Linked DNA regions of Homo sapiens: region 1 is linked to region 2. A link is a loop called in an ENCODE intact Hi-C map of the cell type or tissue named here. Cell type or tissue: heart right ventricle. All regions are shown on one strand. Each heading gives the region's core, and the rest is flanking DNA. Links, peaks and the distances in the headings are about the cores only. Region 1 overlaps LARGE1 (LARGE xylosyl- and glucuronyltransferase 1). Region 2 overlaps LARGE1 (LARGE xylosyl- and glucuronyltransferase 1).

Evidence for each region. Peaks named below come from ENCODE experiments on the same cell type or tissue, not always from the same donor. Only the 100,000 strongest peaks of a DNase experiment are listed, where the experiment ranks them.
Region 1: a loop joins it to region 2, with 4 times the contacts of the local background. A loop is called at or near these places in 43 of 110 quality-filtered maps.

The regions. Positions count from the first base shown.
Region 1 is chr22:33,297,010-33,306,974 of GRCh38, forward strand. LARGE1 (LARGE xylosyl- and glucuronyltransferase 1) reads right to left here. Exons shown (of 15, transcript NM_133642.5): 12 at 7,220-7,498. Among named protein-coding and RNA genes, the nearest start is that of MIR4764, 130 kb to the right of the region's middle. RefSeq lists enhancers at 2,824-2,873, 2,884-3,253. In heart right ventricle, for the core only: a CTCF peak has its summit at 5,195 (motif pointing right); a DNase peak (open chromatin) is centred at 5,192; H3K4me3 peaks cover 628 bases; H3K27ac peaks cover 873 bases.
Region 2 is chr22:33,514,918-33,524,882 of GRCh38, forward strand. All of the region lies in intron 6 of LARGE1 (LARGE xylosyl- and glucuronyltransferase 1), which reads right to left. Among named protein-coding and RNA genes, the nearest start is that of MIR4764, 83 kb to the left of the region's middle. In heart right ventricle, for the core only: a CTCF peak has its summit at 4,528 (motif pointing right); DNase peaks (open chromatin) are centred at 4,358 and 4,523.

The sequences.
Region 1 (9,965 bases), core at 3,540-7,539, 220 kb before region 2:
TGCTCAGTAAATGTTGAATGTTATAGATACAGCAGAGTTAAGACAATGAATGGGCCCAAGGAAATGTTACCTGGTAATGTCTCTGGGCAGGCAGCCAGTCAGCTTCACCTGGTGCCACCTCTACCTGGCTTTGTTCACATGTCTGCACTCATTCAACAAGTATTTATAGAACAGCCATGATGTGCCAGGGAAAATGTAAGGGGGTAGGTGGTTAGATGTCAAGCTGGGGAGAAAAGAGTCGAACAGAAATCTGGCATTCCTACACAGTGTCAGAATACAGTCTCTACCCAGTGTGGCCTATTTGTCCTCAAGAAGGGGGCTGGGCGCAGTGGTTCACACCTGTAATCCCAGCACTTTGAGAGGCAGAGATGGGCAGATCACCTGAGGTCAGGAGTCTGAGACCAGCCTGGCCAACACGGCAAAACTCCGTCTCTACTGAAAAATACAAAAAAAATTAGCCAGGTGTGGTGGCATGTGCCTATAATCCCAGCTACTTGGGAGGCTGAGGCAGGACAATTGCTTGAACCTGAGGGGCAGAGGTTGCAGTGAGCCAAGATCGTGCCACTGCACTCCAGCCTGGGCGGCATAAGACTCCGTCTCAAAAAAAAAAAAAAAAAAGAAGGGTTTGTCCCCAAGAAGGCAAAAGGCAGTGAGGACAGTAGAGATACTTTACACTTTGGGCATGGATTAAAGATGAGGATTCCTCACGCCTATAATCCCAGCACTTTGGGAGGCCGAGGTGGGCGGATCACCTGAGGTCAGGAGTTCAAGACCAGCCTGGCCAACATGGTGAAACCCTGTCTCTACTAAAAATACAAAAATTAGCGAGGCGTGGTGGCAGGCGCCTGTAATCCTAGCTACTCAGGAGGCTGAGGCAGGAGAATCGCTTGAACCCGGGAGGCAGAGGTTGCAGTGAGCTGAGATCACGCCATTGCACTCCAGCCTGGGGACAAGGGCGAGACATCATCTCAAAAAAAAAAAAAAAAAAAAAAAGATGATGATTCTGCAGGGTCAGTGAAAGGTGTCAGAAACCTGTACCAGTCTCATGAATGTGGAAAGTCTCAGCAGAGTGAAGCTGTCCAGGTCTTGGAAATGCCACGATGTCTCACGTCTTCCTCTCTCCTCATTTAGAGACCTTCAGTGTGCACCCACATTGGGTCATTCCCTTATTAGTTTGAGCTCCTGTATCTCTCAGCCTCGTATCTGTGTGAATCCCGATGCTAGCAATGGCACATACAGCTGCAATGACCACCAGGCTGTAAACCTGAGGGCCAGAACTTTGTCTCCCCTGTTCACTGTTCTAGCCCCAGCACCTGAAACAGTGCCTGGCCACGCAGAGGCATGGAACAAAGAATGTTTCGGGCATTCCTGGGTGCTCTGCAAATACTGTTAGCTCTTATCTTCTCAGTTCCTTAAGAACTGGGGAAGAGGAAAAAGCAGTATGATTCCCACTTCACAGATAAAACAAGTTAGAGAAGTTAAGTGCCTTTCCCAAGGTCAAATAAATTCTAAATAAAGAGTACTCAGCATCAGTCAGCCATGGTGGCTCACGCCTGTAATCCTAGGGTTGTGGGAGGCTGAGGCAGGAGCACTGCTTGAGCCCAGGAGTTTGAGACTAGCCTGGACAATAGGGTCTGGGTTATGTTTATTTTTCTAAAAGGAAATTAAAAAATTAGCTGGGCAAGGTGGTGTACAACTGTAGTCCCAGCTACTTGGGAGGCTGAGGCAGGAAGATTGCTTGAGCCCAGGAGTTTGAGGCTGCAGTAAGCTATGATTGCACCACTGCACTCCAGCCTGGGTGACAGAGCAAGACCCTGTGTCTAAAGAGAAGTAAAGGAAAGAAAGAAGAAAGAAAAGAAAAAAGAAAAGAAAAAGGAAAGATGGAAAGAAAGAAAAAAGGAAAGAGAGAGAGAGAGACGCGGGAAGCAGTGGCTCTTGCCTGTAATCCCAGCACTTTGGGAGGCCTGGGTGGGCGGATCACTTGAGACTAGGAGTTCAAGACCAGCCTGGGCAACATAGCGAAACCCTGTCTTTACAAATGGTAAAAAAAAAATTGGCCCAGCATGGTGGCGCATGCCTATAATCCCAGCTACTGGGGAGACTAAAGTGGGAGCATCGCTTGAGCCTGGGGAGGTTGAGGTTGCGGTGAGCCATGATTGCACCATTCCACTCCAGCCTGAGCAACAGAGTGAGAGAGAGAGAGGAAGCAGTATGGAAAGAAATGAATTAAAGAGAGAAAATGAGAAAAGAGAGAAAAAGAAAGAAAGAGAGAGAGAAAGAAAGGAAGGGAAGGAAAGGAGTGGAGGGGAGGGGAAAAGAGGGAAGGGAAAGGGGAGGGAGAGTCCTCTGCACTGAAACGCAGGTCTGAATGACCCCCAGGGACAGCAACATCACCTACAATGTAGCATACTGCCTGACACATAGTACATGCTCACTACACAGTTTTTGAAAGAATGAGTAGTATCAATATATAGTTTCTCATTTTCAGAAAGCAAAAAAATTGAGATGGTCACATGAAGCTACCCAGGCTGCACAGAAGGTGGCAGAGTTTGCAATGGCGGGGGTTGGGTTGGGGCAGGGGCCTAGCACAGAAGTCCAATACTGAATAGGCCAAGGGGCAGAAAATGAACTCCTGCTGGGCACCCGCCATAGCCCCACAGGAGGCTATCATTAGCTCCTATATTAACTGAGGAAGTGAAAGAATGAGGAGATGAAGCAAGCAGCCCCAACTCACACACTTGATTAGTGTTGTGGAACCTGGCTTCAAAGGCAAGTCTGCGCAACCTCTGCCATGCCCCGCTGACTTTCGCCTGACATTTCTGAGATCAAAAGTGAAAGCTGTACATCCAGGAGCTCATTCTTCAGAAAAAGTAGATGAAGGGGCTGGAAGGAGATTTTAGTAAAACTCTGCAGCTATTGTCCATGCGTACAGCTTATTCCATTATTTTCCAATTGATCTGTTTGTTTTGGCTGTAATATTAGCTGGTTGCTAAGCAACTGCTCAAAGAGCTAACATGCTGAACTTTTTTTGGTAACCAAATAGAACCCCAAAAAAGGTGATATAAATCAGTGTTTGGGGGTACAAGCCGAGGGCTGCCAGTCGGCCTGCTCTGGTACCCTGGGGGTTTGGGAGTAACCTGGCCCCTTCGACAGAGTGAGCAGGCTGGCATGGAGGAAGGCTGCTTTCCTCCTCCTCTAATGCTAACATTTAACTTCTCTGGGGCCTCAGTTTGGTCACCTGTAATGGTAGTTACCTTAAAGAGCAGTGTGAAGAACAGAGGTAATGACAGACTGAGTGCAGCTGGCAGGGTTTCTGGCACATGGTAAGGGCTCAGTAACTTGTAACTGTCATCATTCTTAAGTAATTAACAAATGTGTTTTTTTGAGATAGGGTGTTGCCCTGCTGTTCAGGATGGAGTGCAGTGGCACAATCATGGCTCACTCTAGCTTCAGCTGCCTGGGCTCAGGAGATCATCCTGTCTCAACCTCCCAAGTCGCTGAAACAACAGGCATGTTCCACAATGCTCAGCAATTTTTTTTCTTTTTTTTGGAGATGGAGTCTCACTCTGTTGCCAGGCTGGAGTGCAGTGGTGCGATGTCAGCTCACTGCAACCTCTGCCTTCCGGGGTTCAAGCGATTCCCCTGCCTCAGCCTCCCTAGTAGCTGGGACTACAGGCATGCACCACCATGCCCAGCTAATTTATGGTATTTCAGTAGAGATGGGGTTTCACCATGTTGGCCAGGATGGTCTCGATCTTCTGACCTCGTGATTCACCGGCCTCGGCCTCCCAAAGTGCTGGGATTACACGCGTGAGCCACCGCGCCTGGCCAATTTTTGAAATTTTTTGTAGAGATGGGGTCTCACTATATTGCTCAGGCTGGTCTCGAATTCCTGGGTTCAAGCAATTCTCCCACCTCAGCCTCCTAAAATGCTGGGTGACAGGTGTTAGCCACTGCACCTGGCCAATATTAATATCTTGACAGAGCTTGGGTACAGAATTTTATGGGAGATCAGTGCTGAGAAAGTCAGTTTCTAGAAGGGTCTGGGGGCTTCATTGGAGTCCTCAGCTGCCACAGCAAACAGCACCCTTAACCTCAACTCCCACCAGTGATGCTATGGTGTGCACAAGGGGCATCCACTGGTAACGTCTGGGTCAGAAATGAATCCATCTACTCACCAGAAAAAATGTCCCTGAAGCCAAGGGTAAGTTGATATGATTATGTCATATGAAAAGAACAGTGTCTGCTTATTTGGGGCTTCCGAGAGAATGACATTCCTCATTGATTCTCATAAATACTTTGGTGCCTAGGAATTGTCTAGGTCAGAGGTTACACTCTGGTAGTTTGGGGTGGGGGTGTGAGGAGTCAAGGCAGCCTGAAGGCATATTTTGTCGGCCTCAACAGCATTTGAAATGATTTTTTTGCTCCAAATCATCATCTAAAAACAATTTTTAAAAATTAGTTGCCAACATTAAAAAAACATTTTATATGAAAATCCAGATTCCCAACTCCTCTTGAAAAATATGAATACCTAGTAACCTTCCCTGCGTCCATAAAGCAATAATGGCACGATTGTGTGGAGAGACGACTGGCTCCCTGAGACCAGGGCTCTGGTCTCTCTATTGAATTGTACTCAGCATTCTTGGGAAAAGTCTGGGAAGAAAGTAATAAAGTTTTAAAAGCAATTTGCAATATTTCAAAACCCCTGAGGGGAACCACATACCTTCCTGTGATAAGGTAGCTAAGGCCAACTACCACCTCAAGTGACTCTGCATTAAGCAAGTGCTAAGTAGAAGGGCACACTAGCTACCTCACTTCAAGTAGGGTCTGGATTAGCAGTGAACGATGCCTTTAATTAATAAAACATAGAAAGACAAAGAAAAAAAAACTGTTCATACGTATTGCTTTTTAAAACATGATGCCCATGAGGTCAAATAATTAAATAGTCCTTGCACAGGGAGTAGAGACCACAGACTCATACGGGGCCAGCTCACTTTCAATTGGCTGGAGCGAAGAAGAGTCCCAGAGGGGTGGAGGGTGGGCAGGGGTCCAATCCTGAAGCCTCTTTTCTTAGTCTAGGGTGGCACTCACTCCCATCATCTATCTGTTCCCTTGGGAGCCTGTCATCCCGGAAGCTGCCCAAGTTTCAGAATCTGCAGGCATCAGAGGCTGCAAGCCCCGTCTGGCCACATGGGGGCACCCTGGCTCCACACACTGGATTCTAAGACCCAGCAGGCACTGGCACAGGCGCTGGGGCTGGAGGGAGTGCTCCATTTCTGCAGCCTGGTGGGTCAGGGGTTGAGGCTCATGGTGCTGGGTACCACAGCACCTCCCATTCCCGATTCAGGGTCATGCTGCCTAGGGGTCGCTGACCCTACTGTTTTTAACAGAGTCTGGTAGGGACTCCTCCCGCCCCAGGGGAGGGATTAACACTAGGAAACCCGGAGATGTCCCTGGAAGGACACGGACTCAGAAGCTGGAGAGAGAACACAGGCTGCCTGACCTTGCTCCAGACAGCGCAGGGCACGGAGGGTATGCAGGCTAAACCTACGCTTTGGCTTCCCGACAGAAAGTTTAAAGACTCCTAGAAGCTCTTTTCAGAGAGAAAGAGACAGAGGCAGTAAGAGAAAGATACTAAGAGACAGAGAGACGGAGTCAGAAGGAGGGAGGGAGAGCAAGAGAACGAGAGAGAAAGAAATCAGACCTTGCCTGGTTTGCGACAAACAGAAACCCCAGCGCAGCCCAACAACGTGTAGCAGGGTGACGGGCAGACCTGGGGCTGCAGACGCTGGTTCACACCCTGGCGTGAGCTCTCTGGACTTGGACTGTTATTTTGCTTCTCTGGGCCCCACTCTTCCTTCCTGTAGAATGCAGGTAGCTATACCTGCCTCTGGGGTTCGATGTGTAGAACCAATGGGATGATATATGCAAATCACCTCTCATGGTACCTGGATCTAGGCAGGCACTCACTAGGTATTGGCATAATTCATGCTGACCAATGGCAGTAAATAAAGGATTTTTTTAAAATGTCATTGGACCATGATACTGTGTGACTTTAGTTTTCTCATGTGTGAAATGGGACCTTTGGGCCATATGACTTCCATGGCTCCTATCAATCCGAATTGTGTACTATTCTGTAATAAATGCACTCTTCACACAGCCATCTAAGCCTTCCATTAGCCGAGTGCTTTCTCCAGCTGCTGACACCCCGTCCCATGATGTGGGGGGAGCTGGAAAGGGACACTGGAGATTCACAGAAGCAGTTGTCATGGTGCTTATGCACTTGGCTCTGCAGCCAGACTGGCTGTTTCCACCCCAGTTTCCCTTTCCTAGATGAGTAACCCCGGGCCAACGGCTCCTGGTCTCGGTCCCACAGTTCCCCATTTAGAAAAGGAAGGTGATAATACTACCCACGGCAGGGACTTTGGGGGAGGAAATGAGATCCTACCTCTCAAGCACTCAGAACAGTGCCTGGCGCGCAGCAAACACTTCCATAAGCACTAGGCATCATCATCACTTAGATTTGTTTAAAAGACTGGGCAATAATCTTTCTTGGGTTATATGAAGGTTGTCTGGTCCAAAACCAGAAGAAGGAGGGTATGTTTTCTTCTATTTATTATTATTATTTTTTGAGAAGGAGTCTTGCTCTGTCACCAGGCTGGAGTGCAGTGGAGCAATCTCGGCTCACTGCAACCTCCGACTCCCTGGTTCAAGAGATTCTCCTGCCTCAGCTTCCCAAGTAGCTGGGATTACGGGCACATGCCACCAAGCCCAGCTAATTTTTTTGGTATTTTTAGTAGGGGGGGGGTTTCACCATGTTGGCCAGGATGGTCTCGAACTCCTGACCTCGTGATCCACCTGCCTCAGCCTCCCAAAGTGCTAGGATTACAGGCGAGAGCCATCGCGTGCCTGCCTGAGGAGGGTATGTTTTCATAGATGCTACAGAAAAAGCAATAGACTGGCAGACAAAAAGAGATGTTCGCTGGACCAAGCTCTGCCATCAACATTTCCTTCTGCAAACTCAGGTTTCAGTCTGTTCACTGAGAACTCTATTGCTGGGTGGCTGTGGGCAGGTCCCTTCCCCTTTCTGGGTCTCTGCTGCCCCATCTGGAAAAGAAACCTGTTGGACTAGATGATGACCCTAAGGGCCTTTTGGTCCTGGCACTGCATGGCCCTATGTGCCTTCTGGCCTGATGGCCAGGCCCCTGCAGGTCCTTACCTGAGGTACTCATAGAGCCCATACATGGGCAGGAAGTCAATGTCAGACAGGAACATGTAGGGAGTGCTGATGTGCTTCATGGCCACGTTGCGCAGCAGGTTCACGGGGTAGAACTGGCCCTCCTTGTACACGATGTGGTAGCCCACGTTGTGGCGGCTCATAAGCACCTCAGAGCCCTGTGCGTAGCGGAGGAACTGCTGGGCCTCGGCGTCTGACAGGTAGAGGGCCAGGCTGATGGGCCCCTCCCAGTGCTTGCAGATGGCCTCCAGCATCTGGAGCCTGGAAGAGACAGGGAGGGTGAGCCGCGGGACCTGGGCCATCCATGCATCATCCGCCGGGCCTGTTGTGGGGCTCTGCCTCCAGTGACACTTGATCAACCAGCTGTGGATCAAATCCCTGCTTTCAACGTTGACTCACTCAGTTCCTTTACCTATAAAACAGGCATCAAAACACTTACCTTGCTGGTTCTCATCTTTCCCTGCTTCCAACTGAACATGTGATATGAAGTTGTATCCCACTATAAGCCTTGGACTCCTCGTTTCAAAGCCAGGTGGTGAGTATATTAAATGATTTGAAGATCCCCTTCCAGCCCCAAAGTCCTACACTTCTCTCTCCACAAAGGTATAAAAAAGCTCTGCTGATCTCCTAAGGCAGTGACCAGCCAGAGAGGACTTACACAAACTTAGAGGCTGCTAAGTTACAAGGAACGGTAAAATAAACAGTAAACACAAGAGCTACAACAACTATAATTACAGATGTGCTGCAGTGTGCCAGGAGCTTCCCAGAATTCTCTCAATAACCTTGAGCACTAGCTGTCATTCTCCCCATTTTCCTGATGGAGGAACGGACGTGCCGTATGTTCAATCAGCTTGGCCTCTTACACTTAGAGGCCAGACATGTGTAGACAGGTACCCTGATGGGACCTTGGAGTCAGGGAGAAAAAAATAACACTAAAAAAGGGAATAGAAAAATATGTGAATGTTGGAAACAAAAGTCTACCTGGGGTGATGCTGTCTGCATCACTCGTCTTCAGAGCCCCTACTACCCCAGGGCGCCAGGCAACTGTGCAAGGCTACCTCAGAGATGCTGAGCCAGGGAGAGGGGGAAAAATAGAGCCCAGGGAAAAAATTAAAAAAAAAAAAAAAAAAGGTGTGTGTGGAGGGTTTGCAACAGAGAGGGTTCTGCAAAGACGTCTGAAGATAAATCTATAAAGATATTTTCTTTCAAAGGCGTTAGAAGCGTCTGGTACATAAAATCTATGGCTAAGAAACAGCAAAAGCCTACTTGAATTGTTTTTCCTTACCCAGCAAGAGGTACGTAATCAGCAGTCTCCTGGTCAGAATGCCCACTTTATTCGGACGATTACCAGGAAATCGATTCCATGCATTTCCATGCTTCTAAACAAAAGGAAATGGGCACACCTATCTTGTTTCAATGGCCTTTTTGATGACTTCCAGAGTTTTCTCTCAGTAATTCTGTTAAGTGGCACTGCCCAGATTTGCTTCCTCGTTCAATAGGGAGGATTAAGATATTCACCAGTGCAAAATGCTCTCCATTTCTCATCCATTATAATGCTTGCTAACCAAATTGACCAGAAACATTTCTTTTTCTTTTTCTTTTTTTTTTTTTTGAGGCGGAGTCTTGCTCTGTTGCCCAGGATGGTGCAGTGGCGTGATCTCAGCTCACTGCAAGCTCCGCCTCCCGGGTTCACGCCATTCTCCTGCCTCAGCCTCCCGAGTAGCTGGGATTACAGCCGCCCGCTACCACGCCCGGCTAATTTTCTTCTTTGTATTTTTTAGTACAGACGGGGTTTCACCATCTTAGCCAGCATGGTCTCGATCTCCTGACCTCGTGATCCGCCCACCTCGGCCTCCCAAAGTGCTGGGCTTACAGGCGTGAGCCACCGCGCCTGGCCGACCAGAGCCATTTCTTAAAAAGGCATGCATTCTCCATGACGCCTAATTGCACTGAACTTTGTACTAGACTTCTGCTGTGGGGGCCTGCCCTCTCCTGGGCTCTGATCTGGAATTTTGAATTATGCCTCCTGCACCTGTTTTACCTTCTGCAAATGTGGGGGACTCTGCGCTTCATGAGAGGGCCATTTGTACAACTCCTCTGAGAATTGGAGAGCAAAACGCAAGAATAATTTCTAGCATGTAGACATGAGACCTGCTGAAGGAAGTGGGCGGAAGGAGGGAGGTTTGGCTGGGCATGAAGAGAGGACCACTTCTCAGGATTCTCTCACTGGCTTGGTTTTTGCCTCTGTGTCTCAGTTTTCCAAGAAAGGAACCCCTCCCCTGCCCCGTGACCTGCCACAGTCCCTCTCCTAAGCTCAGCCAAGAGTTTAGGGTAAGAACAGAGAGGCCAGGAGCGGTGGCTCATGCCTGTAATCCCAGCACTTTGGGAGGCCAAGGCGGGCAGATCATCGAGGTCAGGAATTCAAGACCAGCCTGACTGACATGGTGAAACCCCATCTCTACTAAAAATACAAAAATATTAGCCAGGCGTGGTAGTGAACGCCTGTAGTCCCAGCTACTTGTGAGGCTGACACAGAAGAATCGCTTGAACCCAGGGGGTGGAGGTTGCAGTGAGCTGAGATCGCACCATTGCACTCCAGAGTGAGAATCTGTCTCAAAAAAAAAAAAAAAAAGAATAGAGAAAAAATACTCAAGGTTCTCAGAAGGTGCTGTGCACATGAAAAATAAGTTGAGCTTTACAGATAACACAGCTGGATGTTGTTCTGTGG
Region 2 (9,965 bases), core at 2,590-6,589:
ACACAGCACTGTGTGAACAGCATGAACCAGGCACTGTGCTAAGCGCTTTAGGTAAAGGATCTCCTCGCAGGCACGTAATGTTCCTATCTTTATTTTGCTATTGAAAATAAAAACAAATTGATATCGAGCAGTTTATTTGTTCAAGTTCTCAGAAAACAGTAGAGCCAAGAATGAACCCCTCCCATTTCAGCAGGTGTAGCTAAAAAAAAAAAAAATAAAAAATAAAAAACAACAAAAAAGAATGAATGCTGCATGATGTGATTCCAGACCGCAAGCTCTTGACCCCAAAGCCACACTTGTTGGTGCTGAGGCCCAGAAACCTAGATTTTAATGAAGGTCCCTAGACTTTCGCTCCAAATACTCCTTCTTTTACAGCATTGCAAGTGGCTTTTCCAGTGCAAATTGATGCACAGAGACCTAGAAAGAGAGCAGCAAATCTATCCATGACAAACTGTTCATCCCTGCAGACATCACATCCATGAAAAGGTAAACTCCGGAGGGTCTGCTTGCTGTTTGTTGCTGCTGTATTCTGAGGGCCTGTTAGCGTACCTGACACATGATTGGCACTTGGTATGTGTTTGTTGAATGAATGAACTCATTTTCACAGGGAGCAGAAAATAGACAGCCAGGACGATCTTTCCCAGAACACTGGAGCTAAACAAGAACTCTGGACTCATCAACAACACATTCAACGAGAAAACAGCCAGAAAAGCTACCCCAGAAACCCCCTCATTTTATACACTGAAGAACCCAGGCAGGGGAGGCAGTAGTCCCCGGACTTAATCTGCCCAAAAGGTGGTGCATGGAAAGTTCCCTGGTCAGCGCCCTGGATCTTACAAAAGGCTTCCAGAATGATGAACACTGGCAGGAAGAAGGTGCTCCTGCCTGACAAGATCAGGATGAGAGGTGACGAGTCCAGAGTCACCCCTCACCCTCCCCTTGGCCTCTCACCCTTTGGCTTGCCTTCCCCAGTTAGCAAAGAACACTCCCACCTGTGTATTCCACACACACAGCACCAGCCTGGCACCTTGCCAGCTTCACAGAGTCCGGGAGTGAGCAACGCCACCGTGTCCAGGCCCTCTAAGAGCCTGCGCTTCACCAGCGTGAGAAGAGCAATCAATGATAGACAGATAAATCCATAGTGAAAGCTGAGAGTTTGTTGCAGAGGATGCAGGGAGGGTGTGAGGGATGCTGTTTGAGAGAAGACTGATGGCGGAGGCCCCTCTGCTAAGGTGAGCTCTGGGCAGAAACCTGCAGGAAATGAAGGAGCGAGGGCTAGGGCTATCTGGGGAGAGAGGCTTAAAGGCGGGGAAACAGTAAGCACAAAGCAGGCAAGGCAGATGTGTGCCTGGTGTGACGAAGGCAGGCAAGACATCCAGCGGGCTGAAATAGTGTGAGGATGTGGGGAGAGGCCCACATCCCTATGTCTCACCAGGGCCAGCTTTAGGGACACAGGATCTAAAGGGCCTTGTGCTGACGAAGACCCTGTGCTTGGTTTAATGGCTTGCTATCACCATTTTGAAACTCCTAACACATTTCTTTAAAAAAAGGAAGCCCCACCTTTCATTTTGCACCAGGCCTCACAAATTATACAGCTGGTCCTGCATCCCATCAGACCACTGAGGACAGACCAAGATGATGGGGTGGAAGCCTCCCCAACTTCCTCCTATTATTATTATTATTATTATTTTTGAGACAGTCTCCTTCTGCCATCAGGCTGGAGTGCAGTGGTGCCATCTCCGCTCACTGCAAACTTCCGCCTTCCGGGTTCAAGCGATTCTCCTGCCTCAGCCTCCCAAGTAGCTGGGACTACAAGCAGGCGCCACCACGCCTGGCTAATTTATTTTTAGTAGAGATGGGGTCTCACCATGTTGGCCAGGATGGTCTCGATCTCTTGACCTTGTGATGCGCCCACCTCGGCCTCCCAAAGTGCTGTGATTACAGGCGTGAGCCACCATGCCCAGCCCACTTCCTCCTATTTAAGCACCTCTGTCCCCTGTTTACTAGACAGTAGTAAGTACTCAAGGGAACACATCATTTTCTTTTTATATGTTGACTATAGCCTTAAAAGGCAAACACGCACTCTTATATTGCTACCAACTCTTTGTTATCTACATTAAAAAAGGGACGAGGAGTGTGAATAATTCAGAAGAGCTGATGAAAATCCTCAGCTCTGGGAAGCAGCATGTGGCATTTTTTTCCCTACAAATTCCCCTTAACTGTGAATACGTATTAACTGATGATTCCAGAGCTATACACCTGAGCCACTAGAAAGCTAACTCTGGATTACTAAGAGAAGCTACGATAGGATGAAAAATTGGAAAGTGGCTACAAACTTATATCCCTCAACCCCTCCACACCCCTCTCTGTCCCATCATCACCCAACAAGTACTAAAGACGCACTCTAACCTCTAGGAAAGTTGTCCAATAAAAAGGGCTGAACTCGGTGGAGTAGAGCTACAAAAACATACATATAATGCACAAAGAATTCTTTTTTTGAGACAGTCTCGCTCTGTTGCCCAGGCTGGAGTGCAGTGGTGCAATCTTGGCTCACTGGGTTCAAGCGCGATTCTCCTGCCTCAGCCTCCCGAATAGCTGGGAATACAGGCACCTGCCACCAATATTAGCAAATATTAGCACCCGCCCGGCTAATTTTGTATTTTTAGTAGAGATGGGGTTTCACCATATGGGCCAGGATGGTCTCGAACTCCTGACTTGTGATCCGCCTGCCTCAGCCTCCCACAGTGCTGGGATTACAGGCGTGAGCCACTGTGCCGGGCCGCCCAGAGAATTTTGTATACAACTTCTGAGAGAGTCTGAGAATCCCTGGAATCTACCCACAGACCCGGAGTAAGAAGCTCTTAGGAAGGAGAATGCATGGCCTCAGTCCTGCACTATGTCTGTATCCCACAGATACAATATACCTTAAAGAAGAAGGGGGAGACCTGGGTCAACAAGAGCAGCTTCATCTGGAAAAATCAGGCTACAAAGTCAGACAGCAGTGAGCAGGACTGGCCTGAAGATTATAAGGAGAACTGGGTGATGCCCCAAATTCACTCTCCTTGCTGTCGTTAGATCACTCCAACTCCTACAGATTTTTCTGGGATCTGAGGCACCCTCTCTTCTCAAGGCAATGGGAACCAGGATTTGACTTGAGGAAATCATACAGCTGAGAAGATCTGGCAACTTCATACCTTAAGCCAAGAAGCTAGAATAATGGTTAATGTGCATGAAGTCCTTTATGCTGAGCGCTGCTCTAAATACGTGGCATAGAGGAACTCATCTGTGTGTCACACAAATCCCAGGAATTACATATTGTGATCATCATCCCTATGTGAGAAAATTGAATCCCAAACAGGTTAAATCAACAGCCCAAGGTCACACGCCAGCAAATGGCAGACACAGGATTTGTTTTTGTTTTGAGACACTCTCACTCTGTCGCCTAGGCTGGAGTGCAGTGACACCATCTCAGCTCACTGCAACCTCCGCCTCCCAGGTTCAGGCAATTCTCATGCCTCAGCCTCCTGAATAAAGGCACATGCCACCATGCCTGGCTAATTTTTGTATTTTTAGCAGAGATGGAGTTTCACCATGTTGGCCAGGCTGATCTCGAACTCCTGACCTCAGGTGTTGCGCTGGCCTCGGCCTCCCAAAAGGTTGGGATCACAGGCACGACCCACCGCGCCCGGCCTCAGGCACAGGATTTGAACCCAGGCTGACTGGCTCTGGAGTCTGGGCCCTTCTCCCCTAGTGTTGATCATGATAGTGTCCAATATTCTTGTTCTCCAATGAGGCCCTCCCAGGTCACCAGGCCAAGGAGAATTCACTAGGACAGGAGTGGAAGTGTAACTGCACCCCCTGAGGGGACTGGAGTGGGGCAGAGAAAGGGGTGTGGTACTGACCGTGGGGGTTTAAGTGTTAATTCTGATCACATCCTGACATACATCAAAAGAGACGGTCATGTGTACATATATCCAGGGACCCGCACATCCAGGGACCAACATCCTAGATGTTTCTGCCCCTGGATGTGTACACATATGACTGTACAACTAGCTGACCAGATGGAAGTCAGCTAGTTGGAACTTACCTAAAACAAGACAGCTAGTTGGAATTTGTTTTAGGCAAAAGAAAAGAAAAGAAACACTTTCACAGGCAGCTTGATTCCACAGAGCACTCTGGCTTTCTGCAGATTAAAAAAAAATCTCATGGATATGCTCAAGCTGAAGAATGAAGATCCAAGTCAAGACAGAGGAATCCTGACTCACTGCAATGATCTCTGGCAATTCTGCAGGTCCCTGAGCTGCGTGCGTGCGCGCGCGTGTGTGTGTGTGTGTGTGTGTGGTCACATATGCCTCAGAGAGGAGCATGCCTCAAAGGAGACCCAGGGGGGCTCCCTGGGGTTGGAGGGAGGAACAGCCAAGGCATAATTTCTGCCCCAGAGACAATGAGTTTAAAAGCTCCACTCTGCCACGGGGATATCTAAATTATACTTACAGAAACCTCAACTCTTTATTCATTTGCACCAGAAGGGGGCACTGTTACCTCTAAAACGCATCTCAGGCCACAGGTCCCCATAAAATAAAGTACCAGCCCCTGCACTGGCTCCCGAAGACACCCAGGTTCCCTCTCAGGCTCCAGACACTCCCCACCCACACTGGGAGTTTATTCCCAAATTGAAAAAACAAAAACACGTAAATGATGATTCTCTCCCAGCTTTCTTTGAAATCACTATTTTTACATCCTTGACTGCTCTTCTTAAAAGCAAGTCTGTCATTTAACCAAAAGAGGAAACATAGTATTTTAGAAGTGAAAAACAAGGAAAAAAAAGAGAAAGAAAACAATTCATTCTTTGAGAGGCTGATCTACATGGCCACATCACCAGCCCACATTCTGTTTATGACGCTGGGTAAAAAGAGAACATTTCCAAGTCGTGTTCTTAAGCACAGGGGAATTTGTCTCTTCTTGATATTTAGTTTAAGTAGCATTTTCTTTTCCTTAGGATTAAGAAGTTTGTACTCCCTGGCTTCCTCTTGCTGAGAGGCTAAGAGACTGTTCGTCTATCTGTTTCAGTGGTTTTTCTCTTTTTTTTTTTTTTTTTTTTTTTGGAGTCAGGGTCTCACTCTGTCACCCAGGCTGGAGTGCGGTGGTGTGATCAGAGCTCACTGCAGCCTGGATCTCCTGAGCTCAAGCAATCCTCCCTCTTCAGCCTCCCAAGCAGCTGGGGCTACAGGCCTGTGCTGCCACGCCTGGCTAATTTTCTACTTTTTGTATCGCTCAGCCTCCTGAAATGGGGACTACAGACGTGTGCCACCATGCCTGGCTAATTTTTTATTTTCTGTACTGATGGGGGGTCTCACTATGTTGCCCAGGCTGGTTTTGAAACCCTGGGCTAAATCAATCCTTGCACCTCAGCCTCCCAAAGCGCTAGGATTACAGGCAAGAGCCACTGTGTCTGGCCTCAGTGCTTCTTAAACCATCCTGTACCTGAGATTCATGGGGGTGGCTGTTCTCCAAATCCCACAATCCCGCAGGGAGACAGCAAGCTTCTGCTCTCTGACAAGCACGGGAGGGGACTCTGAACTCTCTGCAGAACACAGCAGTGCTGAGCTGGGCCATCTCTAACTCACTTCCCCACCAACACCTGCCCCCACTGCCCACCTGGGCATTGAGCTGAGCCACATCAGCTTGCAGCTGCTTTCTGTTCACATCTGAATCCTAATCCCAGTCTGCTCTGCCTGACTCCCGGAAGTGTTCTGCGTCTTTCTGTCCTGGTTTTAGTAATGCTCTATGAGACATGATCTGACAGAAATTCATGGGATTCCGTGCAAAACACGAGCTGCTGTTTTGGGACTTCTGTGTGGGCCTCTCTTCCTTCAATGTAAAAAGAAAGCGTGGAGTGGCTCCGTGAACTGATTCCCAAAAGCTCACTTCCTTAAGGCATAACAAGCTTCCAGCTGTATTTTCATTGCACTGATCAGCACCTGAAATCAATGTATCTATTAGTAATAAAAATAAGTAGTAATTTGATTGTGTTGTTTACATGTGTCTGTCTTTGCTGGCAGGTGAGCTCCTTGAGGCCAGGGCACTGATTTTCAGTCCCCAGCGCTTGCCAAAGAGGAGCCTGGATGAGTGTATTTTGGCACTGTTGCCTGGTTGCAAAATGAGATGTCCCACTGGCTGGGAACTATGGGTTATTTCAGGAATGACTATAGGACAGTAAAAAGAGAACACAGTGAAGAAATACGTGGTTCTTAAAAAGTTTCTCCAAGAAGTAGCACACTGTATCAGTCAGCATTGCTGTGTAACAAGTAATCCTCACATGTAGTGGCTTAAAATGCAAGTAGGCAAGCTGGCCTGACACAGCTGGGCTGTTCTGGTTTGGGCTACGGTGCTCATGCCTCTGCAGCCATAAGTACAGCTGTTGGATCAGCTGGGCTGGCTACTATAGGGTGGCCTTACCTGCTAGCATAGGATAGCTCAGATGATGGGGCCTCTCTCCACATGGGCTCTCATCCTCCAACAGGCTAGCCCGGGTTTGTTCACAACAGGGCAGACAGGCTCCCAGAGTGGCAGGGGGAGCCCCAGTGCTCAAGTACTTTTCAGGTCTCTGCTTGTGTCATGCTCATACCATTACATTGGTCAAAACAAACGACAAGACCGGCCCAGATTCAGGAAGTGGACATAGATGCCTCCTCTTAATGGGAGGAGCTACACAGTCTTGGTGAAAGTAACCGATGTAGGCAGGGGAAAAACTTGTGGCCATTTTTTGCAAACACATATACATACACCACGTTTTTTCTACTCACATTCTAATGCAGAGTACTAGCAATGTCTGCAAGGGAAGCTGAGAGGTGTAGCTCTGTGTTAGTCCATTCACACTGCTATAAAGGAATACCTGAGAATGGGTAATTTATAAAGAAAAGAGGTTTATTTTGGCTCATAGCTTTGCAGACTATATACAAAGCATAGCGCCTGCATCTATTTCTGGTGAGGGCCTCAGGAAGCTTCCAATCACGGCAGAAGGCAAAGGGAGAACAGGCAAGTCACATGGCAAGAACAGGAGCGGGAGAGAGAAAGGGCAGGTGCCAGCTTCTTTAAACAACTAGCTCTCATGTGAACTCGGAGCAAGAAGTCACTCATTACCACGGGGATGGCACTAAGCCATTCATGAGGGATCCGCTCCCTTGACCCAAACACCTCCCATCAGGCCCTACCTGAAACACTGAGGATCACATTTCAACATGAGATTTGGAGGTGATAAACATCCAAACTATATCAAGCCCTTAGCTGCTGAGCTACTTGCCAGCTGTAACTGTATTACTGAGGAAGAGCAAGACAAATTTTTGGTGAAGAGTTAGCCACCTCTGTCACAGGCATTTTGTAGACGTTGCTGAAAGGCAGTTCACAGGGGATGTGCTCATTTGCACTCCCACCAGCATCACCAACAGAATGTGTTACCAAACTTACAGATTTTCAGTAATCTGAGAGTTAATAAATGGTATCTCTGGTGCATGCCTGTAATCCCAGCACTGTGGGAGGTGGAGGTGGAGGCGGGTGGATTGCTTAAGCTCAGGAGTTCCAAAGCAGCCTGGGCAACATAGGGAGACTTTGTCTCTAAAAAAAATACAAAAAAGGCCAGGTGCGGTGGCTGATGCCTATAATCCCAGCACTTTGGGAGGCCAAGGTGGGTGGATCATGAGGTCAGGAGCTCAAGACCAGCCTGGCCAACATGGTGAAACCCCATCTGTACTAAAAATACAAAAATTAGCTGGGCGTGGTGGCATGCACCTGCAATCCTAGCTACTTGGGAGGCTGAGGCAAGAGAATCGCTTGAACCCAAGAGGTGGAGGTTGCAGTGGGCCGAGATTGCACCACTTCACTCCAGCCTGGTCAACAGCAAGACTCTATCTAAAAAAAAGAAAAAAAAAAAAGAAACAAAAATTAGCCAGGCATGGTGACACACACCTGTAGTCTCAGTTACTTGGGAGTCTGAGGTGGGAGGATGGCTTGAGCCCGGGAGGTAGAGGCTGCGGTGAGCCAAGACTGCATCACTGTACTTCAGCTTGGGTGACTGTTTTTGTTTGTTTTGTTTTGTTTTGTTTTTGAAATGGAGTTTCACTCTTGTTGCCCAGACTGGAGTTCAATGGCGCGATCTCGGCTCACTGCAACCTCTGCCTCCTGGGTTCAAGCAATTCTCCTGCCTCAGCCTCCCGAGTAGCTGGGACTACAGGTGTGTGCCAGCACACCCAGATAATTTTGTATTTTTAGTAGAGACGGGGTTTCACCATGTTGGTCAGGCTGGTCTCGAACTCCTGACTTCAGGTGATCCGCCCACCTTGACCTCCCAAAGTGCTCCTTGACCTCCCAAAGGCGTGAGACACCCTGCCCAGCCCTCACTATTGTTTTTATTTGCATTCCTTTCTTTTTATTTTTGCGAGGCAGAAGTTGCTTCTCTTTCTGTGGTTAAAAACCAACAACCTGCATTTCCTCCTCTGTGAACTGTGTGTTGATACTCTGTACCCATGGTTACTTGTCTTTTAAAATACTAATTTCTAGGGGTTCTTTGTATCTAATTTTGAGATTAGCCTATTGTCTGTGACATGAATCGCAAACATTTTCCTCTTGGAAAATCTTAATGAAGGCCACCACATTAGATGCAGTGTGGTTGCCCTGTTTTAAATGTCACCATTTGTCAGGAGCCCAGTAGAGGTTACACCTGCTTAATGCTATGCCATTATCTGCATTGTCCATCATATCATTTCTTTTTTTTTTTTCTATTTGTGTTACTATTTCCTGTCCTCATTCTAGGTTTTAAAAATAACTTTATTTTGAAATAACAATAGATGCATATGAAATTGCAAAAAACGTACAGAGAGGTTCTGTGTATCCATCACTCAGTTTCTGCCAATGTTGGTATCTTAGATAACTAGTACAATATCCAAATGAAGAAACTGTCATGGGTACAATATGTGTGTATAGTTCTATGCCATTTTATCGTATGTGTTCAAGAAACCATCATGGCAATCAAAACAGAGAACTGTGCCATCATCACTAAAATCTCCTTAAATCTACACCTCTATAAAAATCAAGCCCAGCCGGGTGTGGTGGTTCACGACTGTAATCCCAGCACTTTAGAATGCTGAGGCGGGCGGATCATGAGGTCAGGAGTTCAAGATCAGCCTGACTGACACGGTGAAACCCTGTCTCTACTAAAAATACAAAAATTAGCAGGGCGTGGTGGCACACACCTATAATCCCAGCTACTCAGGAGGCTGAGGCAGGAGAACTGCTTGAACCCAGGAGGCAGAGGTTGCAGTGAGCTGAGATTGCGCCATTGCACTCCAGCCTGGGCAACAGAGTGAGACTCCCCTCAAAAAAAAAAAAATAATAATAATAATAAAATCAAGCCCATTTCCTTGCCAGGCTCCCCACATCTCTAACTCCTGGCACTCACCAATATTATCACCTTTCTAATCTATTTTCTAATTTACCCTCTTGTCATCTTATAAAATCTTCTCTAATAAGTTTCTTAGTACAGGATCAGATGCATAATTTGTTTACTTGAGCAAAAGAAATGTCCAACTCAATCCTGGGGCCACATAACGTCTCACCCCTCATCACTTTCCCATGCTCTCCCATTCGCTCCAACCCACCCTTTTCTGAAATTACATCTGGTACCAGACAATGATTTTCCTCCTGGAGGGTTTGGAGTAAGCCCTCTTTTCCCACTCCAACATGAGTGTGAGAAAGTGGAACAAGTCTCCCCCAGGGTGTGAGAAAACCACGTCACTCTTCCTGGTTGGCTGATCTGCCAAAACTTTCTAGGTAAAGCTAAAAAAAAAAAAAAAGCAAAACCAAACCAAACAAAAAAAACTAAGTCCCACAGAAGCTATAAGCAAAGTACAGCCCACTGGGAAAAAGTACTGCAAAGAAGGTCCTTTCTGTCCCATGTTTATCTACTGAAT